Linked DNA regions of Homo sapiens: region 2 is linked to region 1. Evidence: chromatin loops called from intact Hi-C (ENCODE). Cell type or tissue: body of pancreas. All regions are shown on one strand. Links, peaks and the distances in the headings refer to the core of each region. The heading gives the core; the rest is flanking DNA. Region 1 overlaps EEPD1 (endonuclease/exonuclease/phosphatase family domain containing 1). Region 2 overlaps EEPD1 (endonuclease/exonuclease/phosphatase family domain containing 1).

What was found. A loop is a pair of places that touch in the nucleus more often than their neighbours do. Peaks named below come from ENCODE experiments on the same cell type or tissue, not always from the same donor. Only the 100,000 strongest peaks of a DNase experiment are listed, where the experiment ranks them.
Region 2: it touches region 1 in a loop (1.9-fold over the local background); 6 of 110 quality-filtered maps call a loop at or near these places.

Annotation. Positions count from the first base shown.
Region 1 is chr7:36,257,720-36,269,864 of GRCh38, reverse strand. The region is part of intron 3 of EEPD1 (endonuclease/exonuclease/phosphatase family domain containing 1); the gene reads right to left. Among named protein-coding and RNA genes, the nearest start is that of MATCAP2, 100 kb to the left of the region's middle. RefSeq lists enhancers at 10,437-11,243, 11,244-12,052. In body of pancreas, for the core only: no CTCF peak of the experiment used is centred there; no DNase peak of the experiment used is centred there; H3K27ac peaks cover 4,201 bases.
Region 2 is chr7:36,154,671-36,166,815 of GRCh38, reverse strand. It overlaps EEPD1 (endonuclease/exonuclease/phosphatase family domain containing 1), which reads right to left. Exons shown (of 8, transcript NM_030636.3): 2 at 11,614-12,145. Among named protein-coding and RNA genes, the nearest start is that of EEPD1, 7.5 kb to the right of the region's middle. RefSeq lists an enhancer at 8,208-8,728. In body of pancreas, for the core only: no CTCF peak of the experiment used is centred there; DNase peaks (open chromatin) are centred at 6,295 and 6,975; H3K27ac peaks cover 997 bases.

The sequences.
Region 1 (12,145 bases), core at 1,677-9,676:
TCGAAATGATTTTTATCTATATGTTTAGAAAAGAATCCTAAGAATTTCAAATGGCAATATCTTTGTTTCCAAAAGTAAATCAGAAGGTTTTGTTGCTGGGTTTTGCTTTATTTTTTAAAATTTTAAATTAGAATAGAGATGGGATCTCTCTATGTTGCCCAGGCTGCTCTTAAACTCCTGGGTTCAGGCGATCCTTCCGCATGGGCCTCCTGAAGTACTGGGATTCCGGGCGTGAGCCACCGCACCCAGCCTGCTTTGTTTTAATATACCTGCCTGTGATAAACAGATGGCAGCACAGGGGCCTGGAGTATGAATGACCAAAGACATTAACCCCTCAAAACATATGATCAGAAAGGACATGACTCTTTAGTTTTTCAGAGACAGGGTCTTGCTATGTTGCCCAGGCTAGACTCCAACTCCTCAGCTCAAGCAATCCTCCCGCCTCAGCCTCCTAAGTAGCTGGGACCAGTTGTGAACCACCACACCTGGCTTGACTCTTTCCTTTTTAAATCGCTGACTGACACAAGACAAGAGTCTTCATAAATAGCTTAGTTTTTTTCATCTGAAGACAAATAGTCCTCACCTTAATTTTTTCCCTCTAGCTTTATTTATAATAAAGTGGTTCTTTAGAGAATTTGTCTTGACATCAACCTGTATTTGTTAGGACCTTGAGGAGCGCGTGAAGTCCTAAATAAGCTGAGTAGTTTGGTTATCTGTGTGTTTAAAATGGCCATGGGATTGCCAAGCCAGAACTTGGCGGGAATGTCTACTGCCCACTCCAGTGCTTTAAACAAACCCATGCAGACTCCAGAAGGAAACACTACTGCCATCACTCAGATTTCTCTTCTATGAGAAGAATTCTTCCATGTCCTGAATGCTTAAGTTCACTCATTATTTAATAGTAAGGTTAAGAACGCAGACTCTAGAGAAAGGCTGCCTGGATTCAAACTTTGGATCTACCACTTACCAAGAGTTTTGACTTTGGGCAAATGACTCATGTATTCTGTGCCTCTGTTTCACCATCTGTAACAAGGGGCAAAGAATCATTCCCGCCTCACGTATTTGCTATTTCTAAAGCAGGTAGCACAGGCCTGGCACCCAGCAAGTCTCTGTATGTGCTCTCCTGGTTGTTAGACACACTGGGCTGCTCCCTCAGGCCTAGACTACAGAGAGACAGATCCCCCTTCGACATTCCACACCTGGCAGCACAATTTCTGAAATACACCAGTGGAGGAAGGAGGCAAGAATCACGGTTGGGGCCAGGAGCCAGCATTGCATGCTGGGAGGTACAGTCCCCCAAAATAAAGCACTGCTGGCATGGATAGAGGGACGGGAAGCTGTGGTTGGTAACATTCTCTGGTGAGGAGAATGGACTCATCTGATCATTCGACAAAAATTTAGCAAGCAGCTGGGTAAGGTGGCTCATGCCTGTAATCCCAGCACTTTGGGAGGCCGAAGTGGGTGGATCATGAGGTCAGGAGTTCGAGACCAGCCTGGACAAGATGGTGAAACCCCGTCTCCACTAAAAATACAAAAATTAGCCTGGGATTACAGGCACGGTGGTGGATGCCTATAATCCCAGCTACTCGGGAGGCTGAGGCAAGAGAATCACCTGAACCTGCGAGGCAGAGGTTGCAGTGAGCCGAGATCACACCACTGCACTCCAGCCTGGGCGACAGAGCAAGGCTCCGTCTCAAAAACAACAACAACAAAACACTTAACAAGCACCAAACGGGGGCCATCCTGGGCTAGGTTCTTATCTTAGTCAGTTCAGGGCTGCTTCAAGGAATACCACAGACTGGGTGGCTCAAAAAACAAATATTTACTTCTCACAGTTCTGGAAGCTGGAGGTCCAAGACCAAGGTTCCAGCGATTCCATTCCTGGTGGGGGCTCACTTCCCAGTCTGCAGATGGTCACCTTCTTCCTGTGTCCTCGCATGGCAGAGAATAGATAATCTATCTCATGTCTCTTCTCATAAGGGTACTAATCTCATTGATGAGGGCTGTACCCCTCATGACCCAATTACCTCCCAAGGACTCTACCTCCAAACACCATCATACTGGGGATTAGGACTTGAACATAACAAGTTGGTGGGTGGCAGGGGATACAAACAGCTAGTCCATGACAATTCTGGAGCTATAATGGGGAGTAAAATAGACATGGTCCTTTGCCCAACCTGAGCTTACAGTCTTACAAGTAATCACCTGCATGTAAAACTGCAGCTGGGGCCTGGGCTGCAGAGGAGTGGTTCCAGGAGCTTGTGTGCATCCAGGATGGTCTTGGTGTTGGTGTTCACTTAGTTGGGGAAAGCTTCTCCAAAGAGGTGATGCTTGAGCTCAGAACTCAAGGATAAGAGGAGTTAATTAGGCCAAGAGGAGGGGAGAGCATGCTAGGCAGCACAGACAGCATGTGCAAAGGGCCTGTGGTGGGACAGAGCATGGAGAGTTTGCAGGACAGAGAGGCCAGTGTGGCTGTGGCACAGATGTGGAGGGAGGGGGCAGGGTGGGGAGATGATCTTGCAGAGGCCTGGCCATGCAGGGGCCCCCATACCCTGAAAGAAATGTGTTTCTTATCCCTTGAGCAATCCTAAGATCACTGCAGGGTGTGAAGAGGGGATCTGAATTTTGAAAAGTCCATGGGGCTATGGTATAGAGTACAAGTTGCAGAAGGGCCAGGGTGGCCACAAAAATGCCAGCTGAGTACTGCAGTAACAGAGGTGAGTAGCTTGACTGGGAGGATGGCAGTGGGCAGACTCCAGAGATAATTAGGAGATAATGTGCTTGGCACCAAAGAAGTGAGAATGGTATTCAGACAAATACTTGTACATGAATGTTCACAGGAGCACTACTCCCAGTAGCTCGAAGATGGAAATGACCCAAATGTCCACCAGCAGATGAATGGAGAAACACAATGTGGTATATTCATGCAAGAAAGTATTACTCAGCCGTGAAAAAGCAATGAAGTACTGATACATGGATGAACCTTGAACACATTACACTAAGCGAAAAAAGCCAGACACAAAAGGCTACATATTGTATGACTCCATTTGCACAAGACATCCAGAGTAGGTAAATATTACTTTGGACAGAATCCAGATTGGTAGGTGCCAGGGGCTGGGCAAGAGGGGAAGGGGGAGTGACTGTTTAGTAGGTTTGAGGTTTCCTTTTTGGATGATAAAAATATCTTGGAACTAGATAGAGGTGATGGTTGCACACGATATGACTCTCCTAAATGCCGCTGAATTGTTTACTTTAAGATGGTTGATCATTAATTTTATGTTATGTGAATTATACATCAATAATTTTAAAAGTGACTTGAGTGATGGGCTAGATGTTGAGGGTAACACAGAGGAACCACACCTTCGTTCAACAAACACTGAGGATTTTGCAGGAAAGGATGCTGCTCTAGGCTACCGCTGTCGTGGAGCTCTTGGTCAGGGGAGAAACAGGAGGTCAGTGCCCTGCCCTGGGGAGGCTGCCTCTAGACTGCGAGGATTCAAACGTCTCTTCACATATGGTTACTGAGCACCTAGGAGAGGAATGCACAGCCCAGTAATTCTTGGAATACTGGCTCTTTGAAGTGCAAAAAAAGACAGTTTTAGGGCAAATAAGATAAATACTTCTTTCCAAATTAGGCACTAAATTTGTGAGTAATTATTGAAATGAATTATTCTAAGTAGAAGCAGTTCTGAAAATAGCACTGATTTCTGGAGGATTTTGTGGCTATTTTGTGAGAGTCTAGGAAAGGGGAGCGTGGCAAACCCCAAGTGAGAGCGGAAACACAGGGATGGCCACGCCATGATTTGCACCAGACATGCCCTTCCATAGATTCTAAGGTTTACATCGCCTGAGATGCATGCCAGTAAGGAAGGCTGAGAAGGCGGAGTTGCACTTGGCACTTCCTACTGAAATGCTGAACCCCAACTTTGGCAGGAAATGCCAGCCATGCCTGTTACAACATTAGCTTGTAAGCAAAAAAGGGATCTGCCCCAGGTTTGCAAGCTGATGATAACTTGTTTCCTCAAACAAACCATGTTGATTTACCCAACCACTGCTCTCCCTTTCTAGAATTTTCTTCCTCTTTGATGTTTTCAAGTTTACAGGCTGAAAGAATGTGTTAGACAGACACAGGAGAGAGATGGTTTCCTAACCCAAGAAACCACCCAACAAGAAAACTGAATAGTAGGAGCATGTTTACCCCTGAGGTATCAAAAGCCAGATATGGCAACAGAAAGGGTAGGGACGAGGAAAAGGAAGATGGAAGAGAGAGAAAGCCAACACAAAGGGGGAAAGGATTAATAATTATTTAGGTACTCAAATCCAAAGAAAATGAGTTATGAGTAGGACCAAGCTGGCAGTTTACAATAGCTCCCCATTCCTACCCTCTTACATGAACACCCACTTATTTTTTTAAACCCCAGGGATATATTTTCTCTGTCTGTAAACACTGAAGACTAGTTCACTCTCAGGCGGGCTCTAGGCAGCCAGGCTCCCAGAACTTCCCAGGCACATTTCTGTGAAGAAGCCAGAGTTGTTCAGGAATTGTCACTCTGTCTGTAAACACTGAAGACTAGTTCACTCTCAGGCGGGCTCTAGGCAGCCAGGCTCCCAGAACTTCCCAGGCATATTTCTGTGAAGAAGCCAGAGTTGTTCAGGAATTGTCACATTAAACAGAATTAGGACTCATGGACCCTCAGGGAAATCGCTCTGGTTGCCATTTTTCTTATGCGATGCCAGCCTTCAGCTATTCTAAATGGTGTTTATGCAGCCGGCTCTGCTCTGCGGTGGCAATAATCATAAAAATAAAGGCTTCAAAGCCCTGGGTGAAAGTCCTACTGATTCATGACTTATTTTATTTTGATCTGTATTATGTCAAATCCTAGTCTTTAAAGGCTGCATGTTTCCTATTTTATTTCAAGGCAAATCACACAGATTTTTGTTTTTTTTTTTTTCAGTGTGGGCAGCAAGAACTATAGGTGGCAGCTCATGAAATAGCATTCTCACTTTGGAGAATGTCCTCAGAGTCACTGGTTCTGTTTTCTTTCGTGCTAATGGGAGAAATGGAAAGCCAAATACCCAAGCTATCTTTTAGTTGAGCTCCCTTCCTGTTAAATTTTTGGCCGCAAGCTCTTAAAAGAAGAAAAACTGTTTGGTGCTAGTTTCACAGGCTTTTCTGGCTCCCTCCAACATACTGGGCACTGTGGGCCAAAAGCAAACTGGACACAGAGAAGGAGAGACAGGTTACAAAAATCAAATTAAATACCAGGCAAGGACCATATAATGGATGCCATGACAGTGTCCTGCAGGCCAGGAAGAGACACTTCATATTAATGACTTGGAACCACAGCAGCTTACATTTCCTAGAATGCTCACCCTGTGCCAATGCTGCAGGCCCTTTACACACACGCCACGATGTGGTCCATGTGATGGCTCTGTGCGGGTGGGAGGTGTCATCATCCTTGCTCAACAGAGGACGAATGCAGGGCTGAAGTAGTTAAGTAACAGACTCAAGATTATCCACAGGGCAAGTGGCTGGGTGAGGACCCAAATCCATGTCTATCGTCCTGACCCCACTGCGGGCTTCCCCCTGAAGCAACTCTAAGGAAGGAGTAATAGGATCAAGCTTGTGTTTCTGAAGGATTACTCTGGTAACAATATAAATGAGGAACTGAAACAAAATGAAACTAGAGAGACCAAACTGCAATTCTGTATGCCTTAGTTTTTCTTCTTGCTTTAAAATTTTCTAGAAATTTCACTTTTCTAGTCATAGTATGAATACTAATTAACTGGTGTGAGCTTTATCCATGTAAAAGTCTCTCCCCCACAAACATATATAATTTTTTCATAAATAAAAGCTGGTTTAATGCTGTTTCCAAATAAATTAAGCAATGAAACCATCAAAAATGTCCCTGCCACATCCTGAAATGAAGCATAAAAATACTTGTTACTTCCTCCCCTCTTACTCGCAAATGTATCCTTGCAAAGCAAGTGCCGGACAAGAATGTGTGGGTCAAGAGAAACAAAACAATCGATACATAGCAATTTATTCTCCCACTAAGAGATTTAGGCAGGTGGATGGAGGGAAGGAAGACAGAACTTACCTGCTAGAGGTGAGCTATAATACAAAACTGTGGTCTCATGAATTGTAATCATGGGAGAAAGGCCCTGATGCTCTCCCAGGAGCTGATGCAAATGTTGGGATTTGGGCAAAACCCAGAACGTGACATCTTCTCTTCCAGGTTTACCCCTTCGAATTGTACATGCTAGGGATCTTGTTTTAATCCTGGACACTTCTGACCCCTGAAGATCCCCAGAGCTATACACATTGGGAAGATGCTCTGCTCTGTGACTCCACAGTGCTTCCATGTAGCCTCTTAGATAGATTTCTTGACTGTCTCCTTGTGGAGGAAGCCACTAACAGGTGAACCAAGAGAGCAGGTAATTTCAGAGTCATTCCTGTGTGAGGTGCTGCTTTGTTTTCTTTGGCTGTCTTCTTCAAACCTAATTAACTCTGCTTTTTCCCCCCCCTCCCTTGAGACAGGGTGTTCTCTGCCACCAAGGGTAGAGTGCAGTGGTGCAATCACAGCCCACTGCAGCCTCAACCTTCTGGGCTCAGGCAATACTCACGCCTCAGCCTCCCGAGTAGCTGGGACTACAGACGTGCATCGCCACACCCGGCCAATTTTTGTATATTTTGTATAAATGGAGTTTCACCATGTTGCCCAGGCTGGTTTTGAAACTCCTGAGCTCAAGCAATCCTCAGCCTCCCAAGTAGCTGGTACCACAGGCATGCACCACCATGAACAGCTAAAGTTTTTTATCATTTTATTTCTTGTAGAGACAGAGTCTCCTATTGTTAGAGCATGTAGCTAGTCAGACATGAGCAGGACAGGAGAGAGCCCTCCCCTACCCCATACACCAGGACTGTCAAGCGACCATCAGGTGATGGTCAGGCGGTTGTAAAACTGTCTCTCTAAAATAATATTTGTTTACAGCTGCCCCCAGGGAATGGCAGTCTCCCAACAGATAAACACCTGAAGCTGGTGATCAGCAGCTTCCCCATAAGATCTCAGGAGTTGGGTGAGTGGGCTCAAGCATGTGTACTTAGAGGCACAATGGCAGAGTTTAACTGGTATATGACCTTCCTCCAGGAACACTCGACTGGTACAGGCGAAATGCCTCAAGTGAGCATGTGTACAACTTCACTAAACACACTGTACATGCTCCCCTCCCAAATGCTGGCAGACCACTGGGCATGAGGACAGTCCACTCCAAGAGAAGAATCAGGGGAGACGAGACACAACCCCCTGAATGCATGCCAACATATGAAATCCCAAGACAAAGGTCAAACCATGCACTTGAATCTCTCAAGTCACTCACTTGGCCCTCTTCCAAATGTACTTTACTTCCTTTTGTTCCTGCTCTAAAAGTTTTTAATAAACTTTCACTCTTGCTCTAAAACTTGCCTTGGTCTCTCATTCTGTCTGATGACCCTCAGACAATTTTTTTTTCCTCTGAGAAGCAAAAACTGAGGTTGCTGTAGATCCTATGGATTCACCATTACTAACACTACATTGCCCTGGCTGGTCTCGAACTCCTGGGGTCAAGCAATCCTCCGCACTTCACCCTCCCAAGATGCTGGAGTTATGGATGTGAGCCACTATGCCAGGCTAATTCTGCATGTAAAAATGCGTCTGCATTTCATGGACAAGAGTTAGGTAGGGCAGGCCTTAGGGCACGGGAAAGAATAGAGCAGCAGCAGAGTTTGTGGGTGGGGGGAAACCAAGTCCAGGATCTAGAAGGGAGCTTTGGATAATGCTTCTAAGGAATGTCAGTGAACGCTTTTGAATTTCTACAAAGATGGAGCAAAATTTCTGAAACAAGGTTGGATGCATTTCCAAAAATTTGAAATCTTGTTCAGGCCTAAACTCATCATTTCAATGCCTCCTGAAGGTTAATAAAAAATATTTTATCAGCTGTAGGAATTACTCATTCCAAATGCATTGTTAGCAATGTGACAGAACTCTCCACTGAATTATTTTCTGGCAAAGCAAGCTTTAATGGCCTGTTCAATCAGGATAATTTTATCTGCTGAGAATATCGAGCATAAATGTGTTTAGCAATGTAGCAAAAACAGTTTCACCTGCCTGCCCTTCTATTGCACTTAAAATTACTGACTAGCCCAAACTTTGCTGAATACAAAGTCATGTTCTCCAGAAATGAATGAATGAATCATTAATGAAAAGTCTCAGAATCCTCTAAAAAAGTGAATTGAAAGTTCTCTCAGCACCAAGTCATTGTTAGCATTTTCTGATAAGTGGTATTTGAGGGTGGACTGAAAAAGACAGGAAATTGCATGTAACTCCTGTCGTCATGGCTGTTGTGAGAGTTTGTATGAGGTGGTGGCTAGGTGCAACAATTTTGAAGGAACAGCAGTGAGTTGGGCACATTTTCTTTCTGCTAAAAAGTAAAACAGAGTTAAGAGACTAACAAGGCAGGAGGGAAAAGTGCTTAGGATATACCCAAGGGCAAGCAGAGGCCCTTCCAGTACTGGAAAAATCCCAGAGCAGGCCCTCTTCCAACCCAATAAATGGACTGGAACAGCAACTTTCAAACATTCTGGACCATGACTCATAGCAACAAATAAATCTTTATATGGGAACCTGGTATATTCTATTTTTCTGCCTGCCAACAGTCATCCATCCACCCACCCATTTGTCCATCCACCCACCCATTCGTCCATGCACACATCCACACATACATCTATACATACACAGTCATTCCTTGGTATTCATGGAGGACTGGTTCCAGGACCTCCCTCAAATACCAAAATCCACAGATGCTCAAGTCCCTGATATAAAATGGTACAGTATTTGTTTATAATCTATGCACATCTTCCTATATATGATTACTTATAATACCTAATACAATGTCAATGCTATGTAAACAGATGTTATACTGTATTGCTTGGGCAATAATGACAAGAAAAAAGTCTGTACAAGTTCAGTAGAGATGCAACATTTTCGTTTTTGAATATTTTCAATTCATGGTTGGTTGAATCTACAGATGTGGAGGGCTGACTACACTGAAACAAAGACTGGGGGAAATTTACTAAAATGATTTCATGATCTATTATTTGAGAGTCAAACTCAGGTCTTTCTCACTACAAGGTCCTTGATCTTTCTAGACTATCACGAGGCTTTCTTTTTTGCATTTTATCTTTGCCAAAAGCATCTGAAATGTTTTTGTTGGACTTTATGCAAATAATGCCTTAGAAATCCCCTCAAACAAAGGAAACTGTCACCAAAGCCAGTGCAGCTCTGGGACACTAAAGAAGTATGAGTTGCTCTTCAGAAGCCCATAAGTGAAATACCACACTCAGTAAATATGGTGGCCTTCAGCCCCCAGCAATATACCCAGCTTTCAAAAATCACTCATTGCCAGAAAGATTAACTGCTGAATTTTCATCAGAAACAAAAGAGATCAGAGACAGTGAAGTGGTATATTCAAAGCGCTGAAAGAGAAAAACTGTCAACCAATCTTACATCCAGGAAAACTATCTTTCAAAAATGAAGATGAAATACATTCCCATACAAAAACTGAGAGAATTTGTTGCTAACAGACCTGCCTGATAAGAAACCCAAAAGACAGATTTTTAGGCTAAAAGCAAATGACCCCAGACCAAGTGGAATCCCTATGACAAAATGAACAGCATCAGTAATTATAAAAGACACATATGTGCATATTTCTTCTCCTTCATTTTCTTAACTGATTTTAAAAGCAGCTGTATAAAACAATATGTATATGACTGTATTGCTGGGCCTATAATACATAGAAATCTAATATAGGTAAAAATAATGGCACAAAGGAGCTACATGGGATTAGAGATGTATTGGAGTGAGGAAGTATACCAAATAGTAAATGAAATTCACAGGAACAAATGAAAACTAGAAATGGTACACAAAATGGTTAATATAGCTAACTCTGTAAATACACACTAATCTACTGTCTTATCTACTTTAGAAGACATAAAAATATATAAGATAATAGGCCCGGCATGGTGGCTCATGCCTGTAATCCCAGCACTCTTGGAGGCTAAGGCAGGAGGATCACTTGATTCTAGGAGTTTGAGACCAGCCTGGGCAACATAGAGAAACCCTGTCTCTACTAAAAGTACAAAAAATTATAATAGCCGGGCATGGTGGTGTGTGCCTGTAATTCCAGCTACTTGGGAGGCTGAGGTGGGAGAATCACCTGAGCCCAGGAGATTGAGGCTGCAGTGAGCTGAGATTGGGCCACTGCACTCCAGCCTGGGCAACCAGAGTGAGACCCTGTCTCAAAGAAAAAAAATTATATATATGAATAATTATTATAACAATGTATAGTTCAAGGTGTAACATGTATAGATGCATAGACAATAGCACAAAAGGGGGAAAGACGGAATACAGCTATACAGTAGTAACGTTTCTATATCTTACTAAAATTAAGTGAGCACAAGTCTGAAATAGAGTATAAATTTGAACTAAGTACAAATCTGGTAAGTTAAGATATATATGGGGAGGCTGGCAAGATGGCCATATAGGAACAGCTCCAGTCTGCAGCTCCCAGCAAGATCAATGGAGAAAGTGAGTGATTTCTGCATTTCCAACTGAGGTACCTGGCTCATCTCATTGAGACTGGTTAGACAGTGGGTGCAGCCCACGGAGGGCGAGCTGAACCAGGATGGGGTATCACCTCACCTGGGAAGCACAAGGGGTCCGGGAACTCCCTCCCGTAGCCAAGGGAAGCCATGAGGGACTGTGATGTAAGGAACGCTGCACTTCAGCCCAGATACTATGCTTTTCCCACAGTCTTCACAACCCACAGACCAGGAGATTCCCTTAGGTGCCTACATCACCGGGCCCTGGGTTTCAAGCACAAAACTGGGTGGCCGTTTGGGCAGACACTGAGCTAGCTGCAGTTTTTTTTTTTTTTTTTTTCATACCCCAGTGGCACCTGGAATGCCAGCAAAACCGAACTGTTCACCGTTCACCGTTCACTCCCGTGGAAATAAGGCTGAAGCCAGGCAGCCAAGGGGTCTAGCTCAGTGGATCCCAACCCCACGGAACCCAGCAGGCTAAGATCCACTGGCTTGAAATTCTCGCTGCCAGCACAGCAGTCTGAAGTCGACCTGGGATGCTGGAGCTGGTGGGGGGAGGGGCGTCCGTCATTACTGAGGCTTGAGTAGGCTTTCCCCTCACAATGTAAACAAAGCCGCCTGGAAGTTCCAACTGGGCGGAGCTCACTGCAGCTCTGCAAAGCCACTGTAGCCAGACTGCCTCTCTAGATTCCTCCTCTCAGGGCAGGGCATCTCTGGAAGAAAGGCAGCAGCCCCAGTCAGTGGCTTATAGATAAAACTCCCATCTCCCTGGGACAGAGCACCTGGGGGAAGGGGTGGCTGTGGGTGCAGCTTCAGCAGACTTAAGTGTTCCTGCCTGCCAGCTCTTAAGAGAGCAGTGGATCTCCCAGCACAGCGCTCAAGCTCTGCTAAGGGACAGACTGCCTCCTCAAGTGGGTCCCTGACCCTGTGCCTCCTGACTGGGAGACACCTCCCAGCAGGGGTTGACAGACACCTCATACAGGAGAGCTCTGGCTGACATCTGGTGGGTGCCCCTCTGGGAAGAAGCTTCCAGAGGAAGGAACAGGCAGCAATCTTTGCTGTTCTGCAGCCTCCACTCGTGATACCTAGGCAAACGGGGTCCGGAGTGGACCTCCCGCAAACTCCAGCAGACCTGTAGCAGAGGGGCCTGACATTACAAGCAAAACGAACAAACAGAAAGGAATAGCATCAACATCAACAAAAAAGATGTCCACACGAAAACCCCATCTGAAGGTCACCACCATCAAAGACCAAAGGTAGATAAATCCAGAAAGATGAGGAAAAACCAGTGCAAAAAGGCTGAAAATTCAAAAAACCATAATGCCTCTTCTCTTCCAAAGGATCACAACTCTTCACCAGGAAGGGAACAAAACTGGACAGAAATTGAGTTTGACGAACTGACAGAAGTAGGCTTCAGAAGGTGGGTAATAACAAACTCCTCCGAGCTAAAGGAGCATGTTCTAACCCAATGCAAAGAAGCTAAGAACCTTGAAAAAAGGTTAGAGG
Region 2 (12,145 bases), core at 2,097-10,096, 100 kb after region 1:
TCCCTCTCTGCGGAAAAAGCCTCAGGATTGGAAGGGACTTTTGTGATTTGAAAGAAATTTATATATTTAAATATATAATCTTAACTAACAGAATTAATCAATCAAAATACCACAGCAGTTTGAATGAATGCAAATATTGTATTTGAAATTAGGGGTTATGGGTGATCTCACAGTCTCATTTCTCATACTTCATCCAGTTTATCTTGCCTAGGTTGACCAATGACAAGAAAGCCTGTTTTTTTGTTTGTTTGTTTGTTTGTAGAGAAGGGGTCTCGCTATGTCGCCAGGGCTAGTCTCAAACTCCCAAGCTCAAGTGATCCTTCCACCTAGACCTCCCAAAGTGCTGGGATTACAGGCATGAGCCACTTCTCCTGGCCTCCTGATTTTCACAATTAAGTGGTTGCAAATGGTAATATCTTAAACATCCATTTTGTAATTTCAAATGCTTTTAATAAAATTTATCTCAAAGTTTAAAAGATAGAAGCAACTCCTTTTCTAAGCTGAAATTCTAACAATATCTAACAACTACTTGCATTTTTTGTTACAAATTCAGGAGACATCCAAACTAACATAACACAAACAATTACAAATCAACTCCAAACAGTCTTGCCTGGCGTTAAACTGAGTTCAGCAAAGGTATACTGTAATACCACAGTTTCTTGTGCAGTTTCACTTGTGTGGACATGTATTTAATATTTTAAGAATCAGACTTTAAAATTCAATTCAGCCCATTTTTAAAAGACAGTGTGGAGTCATGAACTTGGAAAGGTATTTATAAGCCATCTAGTCCCATCCCCCTGCCTGAATCCCTCTCCGTTTACAGTATTCATCGGTTCTCCGAGCAGTTCATCTGCATTGCTGAAGAAAATGCTGACTAGCACAGGTATTAAATCAAAATAAAAGCTCACTAGGACTTCATTGTTTTTATTTCTAAAAGTTGCAGGAGACTTTTTTAGGGGAAATTGGACAATGTATCAATTTGAGTCAAACTATCAATTTATGAGTCAAATTCTTGACTTCATAAATACAATCATGTACCGTTTAACAATGGGAGTATGTTCTAAGAAATGGATCATTAGGGCCGGGCATGGTGGCTCACGCCTGTAATCCCAGCACTTTGGGAAGCCGAGGCAGGCAGATCACGAGGTCAAGAGATCGAGACCATCCTGGTCAACATGGAAACCCTGTCTCTACTAAAAATAAATAAATAAATAAATAAATAAATAAATTAGCTGGGGCGTGGTGGCAGGTGCCTGTAATCCCAGCTACTCAGGAGGCTGAGGAAGGAGAATCGCTTGAACCCGGGAGGCAGAGGTTGCAGTGAGCTGAGATTGCTCCATTGCACTCCAGCCTGGGTGACAGAGCAAGGCTCTGTCAAAAAAAAAAAAAAAAAAAAAAAAAAAAGGAAATGGATCATTAGGCGATTTCATCATTGTGCAAACTTCACAGAGTGGACTTTCACAGACCTAGATGCTAGAGCCTACTCCTAGGCTATAAACCTACATGGTATGTTATTGTACTGAAGACTGTAGACAATTGCAACACTATGGTATTTAAACATAGAAGAAGTACAGTACAAATACAGTATACAATCTAAAATATGGTACAACTGTGTAGGGCACTTGCCATGAATGGATCTTGCAGGACTGGACGTTGCTCTGAGTGAGTGGGTGAGTGGTGAAAGAATGTGAAGGTCCAGGACATGACTGTACACTACTGTAGATTTAATAAACACTGTGCACTTAGGCTACACTAAATTAAAAGTTTTTTCTTTCTTCACTAATAAATTACCCTTAGCTTACTGTAACATTTTGACTTTATAAACTTTTAAATTTTTTAATCTTTTGACTTTTGTAATAACATAGCTTAAAACTCATAGTACAACTGTATAAAAACATTTTCTTTCTTTATATCCTTTATAAGTTTTTGCTACTGTTAAATATATTTCTTTCTTACTTCTTAAACTTTTTTGTTAAAAACTAAGACACACACACATTATCCTAGGCTTACATGGGATCAGGATCATGAAGATGTCACCAGGCAACAGGAATTTTCCAGTTCCATTATAATCTTCTGGGAACATATACACCATCTATCATTGACCAAAATATTACTCAGTGCTTGACTGTCTTCTCCAGAGATTGACTTTTTCAGTCAATCTCCTAGAGGAAAGAATGGTAGGTCAGTAACCACCTGCAGTTACCTGTTGGGGTCTACAATAAACATGTAGAACAAACACTGAATTTAGCTTAAATAAACAACATGGGTACAACAGTAACCTTTTTAAAAAACATAATAGATGTTATCCTAACCAACCTCCACTCAAGGGACCTACCAAAGTGTCCCCATTCCCTTTGTAAAACAAGTTGATGGATGCCCATGGTGCAATGAGTACACTTGGCTTGATCAGCTGTGAGTAGGGCATCATGTGCTTACCAGAGAGTCAACTGTGCCTGTCCTTAAACTGTTTATGTCAGTTGCACATATTACCATGATCTCCTAAAATGTGGTTGTCAACTGGTGAAATAGAAGCATGAGCAGAAAGATAAGTTGTTTCTAAGAAAACGAAGATGGATACTTGAAAAGCTTCTTAAAAAGCAAGTTGTTTAAGAAATTGCTGTCAAAATAAGTGTGGTTAAGACAATTATAAAAGACAGAAAAGTCATAAAAAATATAGTATCCTGCAATCAGTTTGCTTTGCAAATATCCTTGCTCCACTTTGAAAAGACAAACACTAAGACAAATACATATGTTCGTAGACACATGATGATATCATTATATATCAGTATACTTACGAAAAATCATAACCTAGGGAACCCAAGCCAAGCTGGTTAAGAAAGCATCTAGCCTAGAATGCAGTCTGGGTGATGAATGAAATACAACTACTCTGAGAAGCATTACTGAACAGAATAGCTTTTTTTTTTTTTTTTTTCTTCCTGAGATGGAGTCTTGCTCTGTCCCCCAGGCTGGGGTGCAGTGGCATGATCTCGGCTCACTGCAAGCTCCACCTCCCAGGTCCACACCATTCTCCTGCCTCAGCCTTCCGAGTAGCTGGGACTACAGGTGCCCGCCACCACGCCTGGCTAATTTTTTTATTTTTAGTAGAGACAGGGTTTCACTGTGTTAGCCAAGATGGTCTCGATCTCCTGACCTCATGATCCGCCCGCCTCGGCCTCCCAAAGTGCTGGGATTACAGGCATGAGCCACCGCGCCCAGCCTGAACAGAAGAGCTTTTTATCATCAAACTTTGGAGTCTAACTGCAAAGACTTTGGATTATAAACCAAGTTCCACCCTCTGAAAGCAGTAAAATTTCTCAGCTTCGCTGAGCCATCTCTTCTGTATCTGTAACTTAGCTATGGCCCTCAGCCACAGCAACTGTCAGTGTTAATTATCATTGTTTTTGTTCTAGCACAACCTCTACCACCAAGTGGACACTAAAAGTACACCATCGAGTAAGGGAGAGTAGAGGGACATGAAGTATTTTGCTATCTGAAATGAGTCCTCAAATTAAAACTTTAAAAGATTGGGAATCACTTTGAAAAGGAAAAAAAAAAACCTACCCATAAAACAACACAATAATCTGAAGCCACAGAGGCTGCCCACCAAGAAAGGAAGGAAGGAGCCCTGAGACCACTGGCAGTTAAGACCAAGGCCTAATGTCACCCAAATATTGGCTTTTTCCCATTCAAGAAACATAAACTGCTAAAAAAAAAATTAGACTGAATTTGCTTAACAGAAAATATACTCTAGAGAAGTGTTTTTTTTAAACAGGATATTGGATAGATATTTTTTAAAAAACAACAACCCACCTGAGACCTCCCACTTTTAGCATAAGCTGAAAAAGACAAAGTACTAGTTTTATTCTCCAGTTTTGGGGTGAGCAAACAAGACTTCAGATCCGTAGAACATCCAAAGCATGTGCAACCTTAAATGTGGCAATGGGAACAACGTACTGTCGCTTAAGCACTGCATTTCAGGAGTATACAGCAGCCTCTAGGTAAAACAATTTAAGGCCCAGCTTAACAGCTTAATCAGGTAACGGCTGAACCAAAATAGAATTCACAGGAAACAAGGGCTCGTTGGAAACAAACAACAAATCAATATTAGTTGGGGAATTGTAGTCAGTAAAGAAAATCCAGGTTTTTCTTTTTTTCTTTCTTTTCTTTTTTTTTAAGACAGGGTCTCGCTCTGTGCTCAGGCTGGAGTGCAGTGGCACAATCTCAGCTCACTGCAACCTCCACTTCCCAGGCTCAAGCTAACCTCCCACATCAGCCTCCTGAGTAGCTGGGACTATGGGTGTGCACCACCAACCTTGGGTAATTTTTGTATTTTTTGTAGAGATGGGATTTCACCATGTTGCCCAGGCTAGTCTCGAACTCCTGGGCTCAAGTGATCCACCCACCTTGGCCTCCCAAAGTTGGGATTACAGGTGTGAGCCACCGTGCCCAGCCAACCCAGGCTTTCTTTATTCAAGAGTCTGCAAGAAGGATTCCACACTTCCCTTTATAATGAAATGTTTACTCTGAGCACACCTCTCCAGGGTTCCCAGCCACTTGAGTTCAGCAATTTGGCTGCTGTCAATCAAGACATTACATAAGAACTTTGGCATGTGTACAACACTCATGAGAAGGAGGGTGAGGAAGCTGCTAAGATTCCTAAATATTTGATGAGGACTAACAGCCTGTCAGGTAGAGCAGGACATTTTTGTGGCATTTCCTGGATGTTATGATATGAGAAGTCATCAGTGTGAAATTCTACCCAGGTATAAATTACCACACACAAACCAGGATGTCCATGATGAGCAAATAGAATTTCAGTAAAATCTATCATTTTATTTGTTACTGACACTGATTGTTATTAGGGAATTCTGGGATAAAATCCTTTGTAAGGTAGAGTAATTTTTTTTTTTTTTTTTTTGAGAGAGACAGGGTCTCACTCTGTCACTGAGGCTGGAGAACAATGGCATGATCACAGTTCACCACAACCTTGAATTTCTGGGCCTTCTGAGTAGCTGGGACTACAGGCACGCACTACCCCACTCAGCTAATTTTTAAAGTTTCTGTAGCAATAGGGTCTTGCTATGTTTCCCAGGCTGGGGAAGGTCATTTTGAAATTAAAATGACACACACCTTCCTGCTTATAAGCTTGGCATTTGTATACCGGATTCTCTCACTGTGAGGAGCCTTGTGTGGGAGGCTGCCATGTTCCTGTCTGAGTATTTTGGATCATAAGCCTCAGTGGAGGGCCCGGACCTCCCCCTCCTCAGCCGTGTGTGTGCATGGGGGAGGGTGGATGCTGACTTTCAGCCTCAATTGTCACTATGCCACTACACTCCTTCCTCTCAGACTCCAACCACCCATCCACCTGACTTGGTCCTTTCCCTTCATCCCTGACCGAATGCTGAGGTCTCACATACCTGCAGAGCCAAGCAGACAGCGACCAAGTCCCTGTGCTCTCAGGTCTCTTAGCAAGCTTCACATCCTCCCTCATCCCACACATCATCCTGGAAATACCTGCTGAATGTGTATGTCCTTGAGACGGTGAGCCCCCGACCACAAAGTGGGGTCTTCCTGCGCCCATGCCTCTGACCTCATCAGGTAGTAAGCACAAAGTAGCTGCTCAATGTTGAACTGAATGTATGCGAACCTCTCCTGATAGAAATAGTCACCTAAAGTCCCCAGAGCAAGCCCTGGGTCCATTTGTCATTGATGCTGAAGAGAATATGTGGCCTTGTCAGATGCCCCATCTGCTGAGGGCAGACCATGGCCTCATACTCCATCTGCTATGGACCTAAGTAAGACCCCACACCCAGGACACAGCTGTGGCTGAGGGGAAGGGTAAGGTGAACACCTTGCATCATGTTAAAATAATACAGAGGCATGTGTGTCAGCCCCAGGATTTCTTATTATATATGCCTCTGCACCTATCTCATAGAAACCTCAGAGCATTTCAAACAAGCTACCTGCTGAATCTCACACTATCCACAATATAGGCAAGTCTTGCCAGTTTTTACCTCTAAAAGGCTTCTCATCTCTGCCCACTTCCCCATCTCCCCAGAGATCATTGCCTTTAGCTTGAATCCTGCAACAGCTTCTTCACTCAACTCCCAGGACCCTCTCCATGCACGCCCCGCCCCCCACCACCTCCCAGCAGTCAGACTATCTGGTAAGAGGTCATTTCTTCAGCCTCTGCTTCTAACCTTCTGTGGCCTCCTCCTGCTGTTACAAGAAGTCTTGAAGGCCCCACCTGATCTGGCCTGGCCTTGCTCTGCGGCCCCACCCACCCGCCACTCTAGAACTCTGGCCTTCTGTCTGGAGCCAGCACTCTCAGGGCCTCTGCACTTGCCAATTCCTCCATGGAGCATTCTTTTCCCTGGCTTCTTCCGTGCCTGGCTTCTTCTCATCCATCAGCTTTCAGCTGAGGCATTCTTTGACCCCCATCTAAATAGGCTTCTCTTCACCTCACCTCCATCACCCTCAGCATGCACCACTATCTGTAATGATTGATGTGTGTGTTGACCTGTTTGTCTTTCCTCCTAGAACAGAAGTTCCATGAGTGCAGGGACTTTGTCTTGTTCTCCACTTTATTACCAGAGCCTGATACAGAACCTGGTACCTAGTGAGAGCTCCAAACAGATCTGCTAACTGAATGAATGAATGGATGGATGGGTGAATGAGTGAGTAAGAAAGGAATGGATAGCCCCTGGGAAAATCAACACCATCAAACTCCCAAAGAACCTTGGAATCAGACCCAAAATGGGCCCAGCTTCCTTGTAAAACAAAAGTCACACCTTTCCCTTTAGTGAGATAAACCCTAAGTTCTGCCTACATTGGAAGTTCCCTGCATTCACACTGTCTTCTCTTACAAATCCACAACACTCTTACTACCGACCATCTTTCTATTTAGAAACACCTTAGAGTTCCTTGGCTCAGAAAACTGGAACTTGATCTTGGAGTCAGGCCCAAGGTCACAGACTCACACTTGAGGGGCTGGGTGGAGGAGCCCTGACGCCTTTTGGATTGGCTCTACCTCTGGCCTCAAGCCCCATCCTTTAGAGGAACAAAAACGGGAAAAAACAGAGGCCCCCAGAGGCCTGACACAATCTCAGGGTTGTAGGGAAGCCCTCCTTTTCCCCAAGACCCTGATACCTGGCCAGCCAAAGGCAGGGAGGAAATGTGGGTGGGCTGGGAGTCAGAGGCAGCAGAAGGGCATGGAGTTTGGGAAAAGACACGCCTAATCTGGCCTAATCCCTCCGCTTTGAAAGTAGACAAACTTCAAATCCTGACTCCAATATCTACATTTCTGAAGGCCACACAGATGCTATTTAACCTCTCAGAGCCTCAGTTTCCAAAAGTGTCAAAATGGATTTCACAATTTCTACTTTAAGAGGATTGATGGGCATTCTGTCCCCAGATGTTACGTCTGGCTGCATCCACCCACCCTTCAACCTCCCAGGGTGAGCCTATTGTTCATATGAGAAAAATACAACCATGTATCAATCACTCCTTTTGACCTGCCCCAAAACTCTAGGTTTACTAGACTGTTTTGAGGCTGGGCCACACAAACTAATCTACATTGACTTAAGTTTGGTAAGTAACAGGGCGAAGCTGATCCCTGAAATTAGCTTATATATGCACACAGCAGACATTCAATACATATTTTTCAATGAATGAATCAAATGACAAGATGGGATATGTTTATATTGATCCTACTAATCAAGTCTAATAAAGTAAAATCTTTTTTCACTATCAGTGCTTGTTGCTAGGCATTAATCCACCTTGTGCTTTGATATCACAGACATGTGGCAAAAAAATTGATTTAAGCCATTACAGGGCTAAAGACTTTGACACTCAAGTTCTCTTCTTATGTAGGCCACAGGGAAAATGAGCAAGTGGGATGTTAAATCTTCTTATTTCTTTTGGAGATTATCTTTCAGCTCCCTTAGGGTTTATACTTTCAATAACCAAAGAGACTCTCAAAACAGAATGACTTCCCAGCAAAAAATAAATAAGTAAAAATGAAATATTAACCAATTTTCATTCCAGATGTGGACTACCTCCAAATTTTGCAAGCATATTTAGCAGGAACATTCCCCTTTAATCTTGTTCCATAAATACCGAACAAGGAAGAGTATTGCCTAAGACTGAGATTTGGCAAAATAATCTAATGAAACCTGTCAGTTCTGTGCTACCAGCATGGCATCCCTGAAGGCTCCTGGTGACTGTATGATTATCAAATAATGCTGTCCTACCTCACGCCTCACTTGCAAAACAGTTTCTTATAGCTCACACATGCTGTAAGAAGGTTAAAGAGAAGACTCTAACTCCCATCCCATACAGCTACCCTTCAGCCTAAGAAAACACACCTACTAAAGCAAATTCACAGCCAGCTATTCCCTTTGCAAAGGAACTGCCTAAGGGTATCTTTAAAATCCCTTTACAATGGATTTAATTTAAGACACTGTGACTGGCTCACAATTTAGCAAGTGCGCCTGATGAGGGAGAGGATGGGTGTCTAACCAAGAGGCAGGTTAAAGGTGTCGTGCTTACAAAACACAGCATGCTTGCAAAGGGCATAGGTCTAAAGTGAGAAGGTCTGGGTCGCAGTCCCAGCTGAGTCACTAAGGAGCTGCCTGATAGAGTCATGTCATCTAACTTACTTGATTTTAGTTTCCTTACCCAGAGATGAAGAATCATTAATAAAAGTCAGTGTTACCTACATCCCAGACTTACTAGGAAAATCAAGTAAATGGGAAAGCTGTTAGAAAGCACGAAGGCATACCCAAAAGTTAGGAAACTCTTTTATTACAGGTACACATGGATGTAAATAAGAGCCACCCAGAAATCACCTGCACCCATTCTTGCTCATACTAAATGTATTTCCTCTTACTAATACGGGAACAATTGGAAGGGGAGAGATTTCTGTGAATCAGGACGAACACACAGCTCTTGGAGAATGGGTGCTGCTATCATTGAGGACACGAGATCTACTCTGTGACAGCTTTTGATACCCTAGGACAGTCATACAGACAAAGCACTCACCCTACTCTGAAGGGGATCAGGCCCTGAGTCCATTAGTTCATGTTTACTAAACATTAACAATGTGCTAGGAGTGTCTGGAATACTGAATCCATTGTGACCAGGCAAAGAGAACCATCAACCTCCAACACATTTGGCCAAGAGTGAGAATGTGACGGTGCGGGTCACCTTCCCAGTCACTTACAGGTGATCCCTTCTACACCCTGGTGGGTTTGGGTAAACTTTTCCTGTACTCTTGCCTGACGACAGTAGTTCAATGTCTTCAGCAAATCATCATCTCTCTAGGAAACCCAAAGAAGAAAAAAACAGGACAACCTTCACACTGGACAAGAGTCGTGAGGTCTCCTGCTCAGTGGGCTGCAGGGTGGAGCCAGCGCTGAGGCCAGCCGTCTTTGCTCACTCTCCTATTCTCTACCCTTCACATTCATAGGTCCTAGAAGATGAATAAGCTCCTCAACGCTTGGTCAGAAAGAATATCACAAGGTTGAATAATTATAAGGATGATCAAAACAATCAAAGGGGAAAATAAAAATGACAGTTGTACCTTGGTATCTGCAGAGATTGATTCCAGGAGCCCCTGTGATACCAAAATCCATGATGCTCAAGTCCCTGATATAAAATGGCATATTATTTACATATAACCTATGCACATCCTCCAGTATATTTTAATTCATCTTTAGATTACTTAGAATGCCTAATACAATGTAAATGTTATGTAAATAGTTACCATACTGGATTGTTTAGGGAATGACAAGAAAAAACTCGACATGTTCAGTATAGACACAACTTTTTTTTTTCCTGAATATTTTCCATCTACAGTTGGTTGAATCCATGGATGTGGAACCCACAGGTATGGAGGGCCGACTAGACCTGGAAAGTTCTGCATGAATTCACTAACCCTGCCAGAGGAAGGGGCTTCCAAGAGACAGAGGGACAGCTGATTGCCTAACACCTAGTACAATGGTTCTCAAACTTTAGTGTGCATCAGAACCACCTGGAGGGTGTGTTAAAACACAGAAACAAAGTTTCTGAGTCAGTAGCTGATGTTGCTGGTCCCCAGGGGGGACCACACTTTAGAAACCACTGACATAATAAATAGGCAGGGGCTGCCTGGTTGGTCAGTCCCACTGGACCAACTTTTGATCCTAATCCATCACCCCCCTCCCAAATTGAGCCACTAGAAAGCATAATAGGAATTAAGCAGCTTTGTCTTTCCTGCCTCTCCCCTCCTCATTTCCCATTCACACGCCCATGCTGCTATGGATAAAGAGAACAATTATCAAGCCATTCTTTATAAATATCTCCCGGTGCCGAGTACAGCTCTCACCTGTGCACAAGAAGACTTTGCAGAAGGAGTGAGTTAGGCTGCAAAAGAGAGGACACAGCAGTGCAGGGAGAGCATTCAAGGGCTCCCCAGTCCAGTTCCCTGACCCAGTGTGGAGTCCCTCTCTCAGTGATGAGAGCATGCCACTGGGTCAGTGCCAAGGAAACGTTGTGACCTGCTTTTCTCCTCACTAATTTTCCTGGTGATCTGCCATCATGCACTGTGATTTCCCGCTGAGAGTTCACTTCGTGTCACCAAACTGCTGCCCCCCCGCCGCCAGCCTCACCAACAACTCAGTGCAAAGGAAATCAACGAGTAGCCACAAACACTGCACCCCTGGTGGGTGGCAGGGCAAAACGCCTCAAGTCCAGGATCACAGCTCTTATGACCTGGAAGGGACCATCACAAATATTTCTTTCTTTCCCACACCTGATTACATTATACAGTTTGCTATTTTACTAACAGCAGGAGTTACTGCCAAAATAATATTGTTTTTGTTTATGACGAGGCTAACAGAAATTCCTACAGAGAGCAGTATTGTGAATAACATAAACGCTCTGTGGTAACGGCCTATCCTACTGGACTCTTTTCTTTGGTTTAAATGGGGAAAATCCGGCCAATTTTCACACACACACGTCAGCTTGCTTTTTTCTGGCTATGGCACAGAAAAGGTTACACACATTTTGGGCTACAATTTTAGGGCTGAAAACCAACTCCAGGTTAAATAAGGAAAAAGAATGGAGAGTGATTCATTCATAGCATTTTGGTAAATATAGACACTTGTATGTGTTTGCAAATACTTGGCCTTTAAGATGATTTTGTGTGCACAAATAGGCATATTTGATGGAACAAATATGATTTTCCCTCCCATTAATAAACAAAATCCAATGAGCTCTTTCTCACATGCGAAACTGCACCAGTTCCCATGCTCTGAGTGCCTGACTTGGTGTAGACCCAGCATCCTCCAAAGCAGTAACAAAAACACAACCTCTGCTTACCCCAAAATTATGAATCAGTCTCAGATATCTCACACTCAAGACATGGGTCACAAGCCCAGCTGTATTCAGAAAATTCTGGAGCAGAAGGACAGCCCATTCTCAGGTGACGGTATTGGCTGAGGCTTCAAGAACATTGATTAAAAACTCTTGCACCCTCCCTACCCGCAAAAGAATCCATTCATTTGCATCCATAGATGAGGTCACGCACAAGTTGCCTTCACACCCAACACCCATGGTGGTTCCTGTCCTCACCTGTTTTCCAGGAGTGTCATGCACACCACCTCTCGCACCCCGGGGTTGTTGGCCTTCTCCACGGAACAGCCCTGCAAGTTCCAGGTGGCCAGCCTCAGCACAGGCCTCCCATCCCTTGTGCCTCCAAAGGCCTCCACGGACGGCCGAGTGGAGATAATCTGGGTGGGCCCCCCTGGCGGCAGGTCCAGGTCCTCACTCTGCAGGCTCAGGGAAGTGGGGCTCGGGTGAGGCTTGGCGGTGAAGGTCAGTCCCCCGTTCGTGTGGGTGGATGGGGGCCTGGACCTCTCAGCAAACACCTGGTGCCGGATCCTGTCCAGGAAGGCGGCATTGATACCATCCATCCTCACTAGGTCCTCAACGCTGCGAAAGGGCCCATGCTCACGGCGGAAGTCCACGATGCTGAGGGCCATTTTCTCCGAGAGGCCTCGCACGCTCATGAGCTGGGCCGGGGTGGCTGTGTTGATGTTAACACGTGGGGTGAGGGGCACAGCTGTGGCCAGGTGGTGAGGCTGCTGCTCCGCTAGCAGGTCCC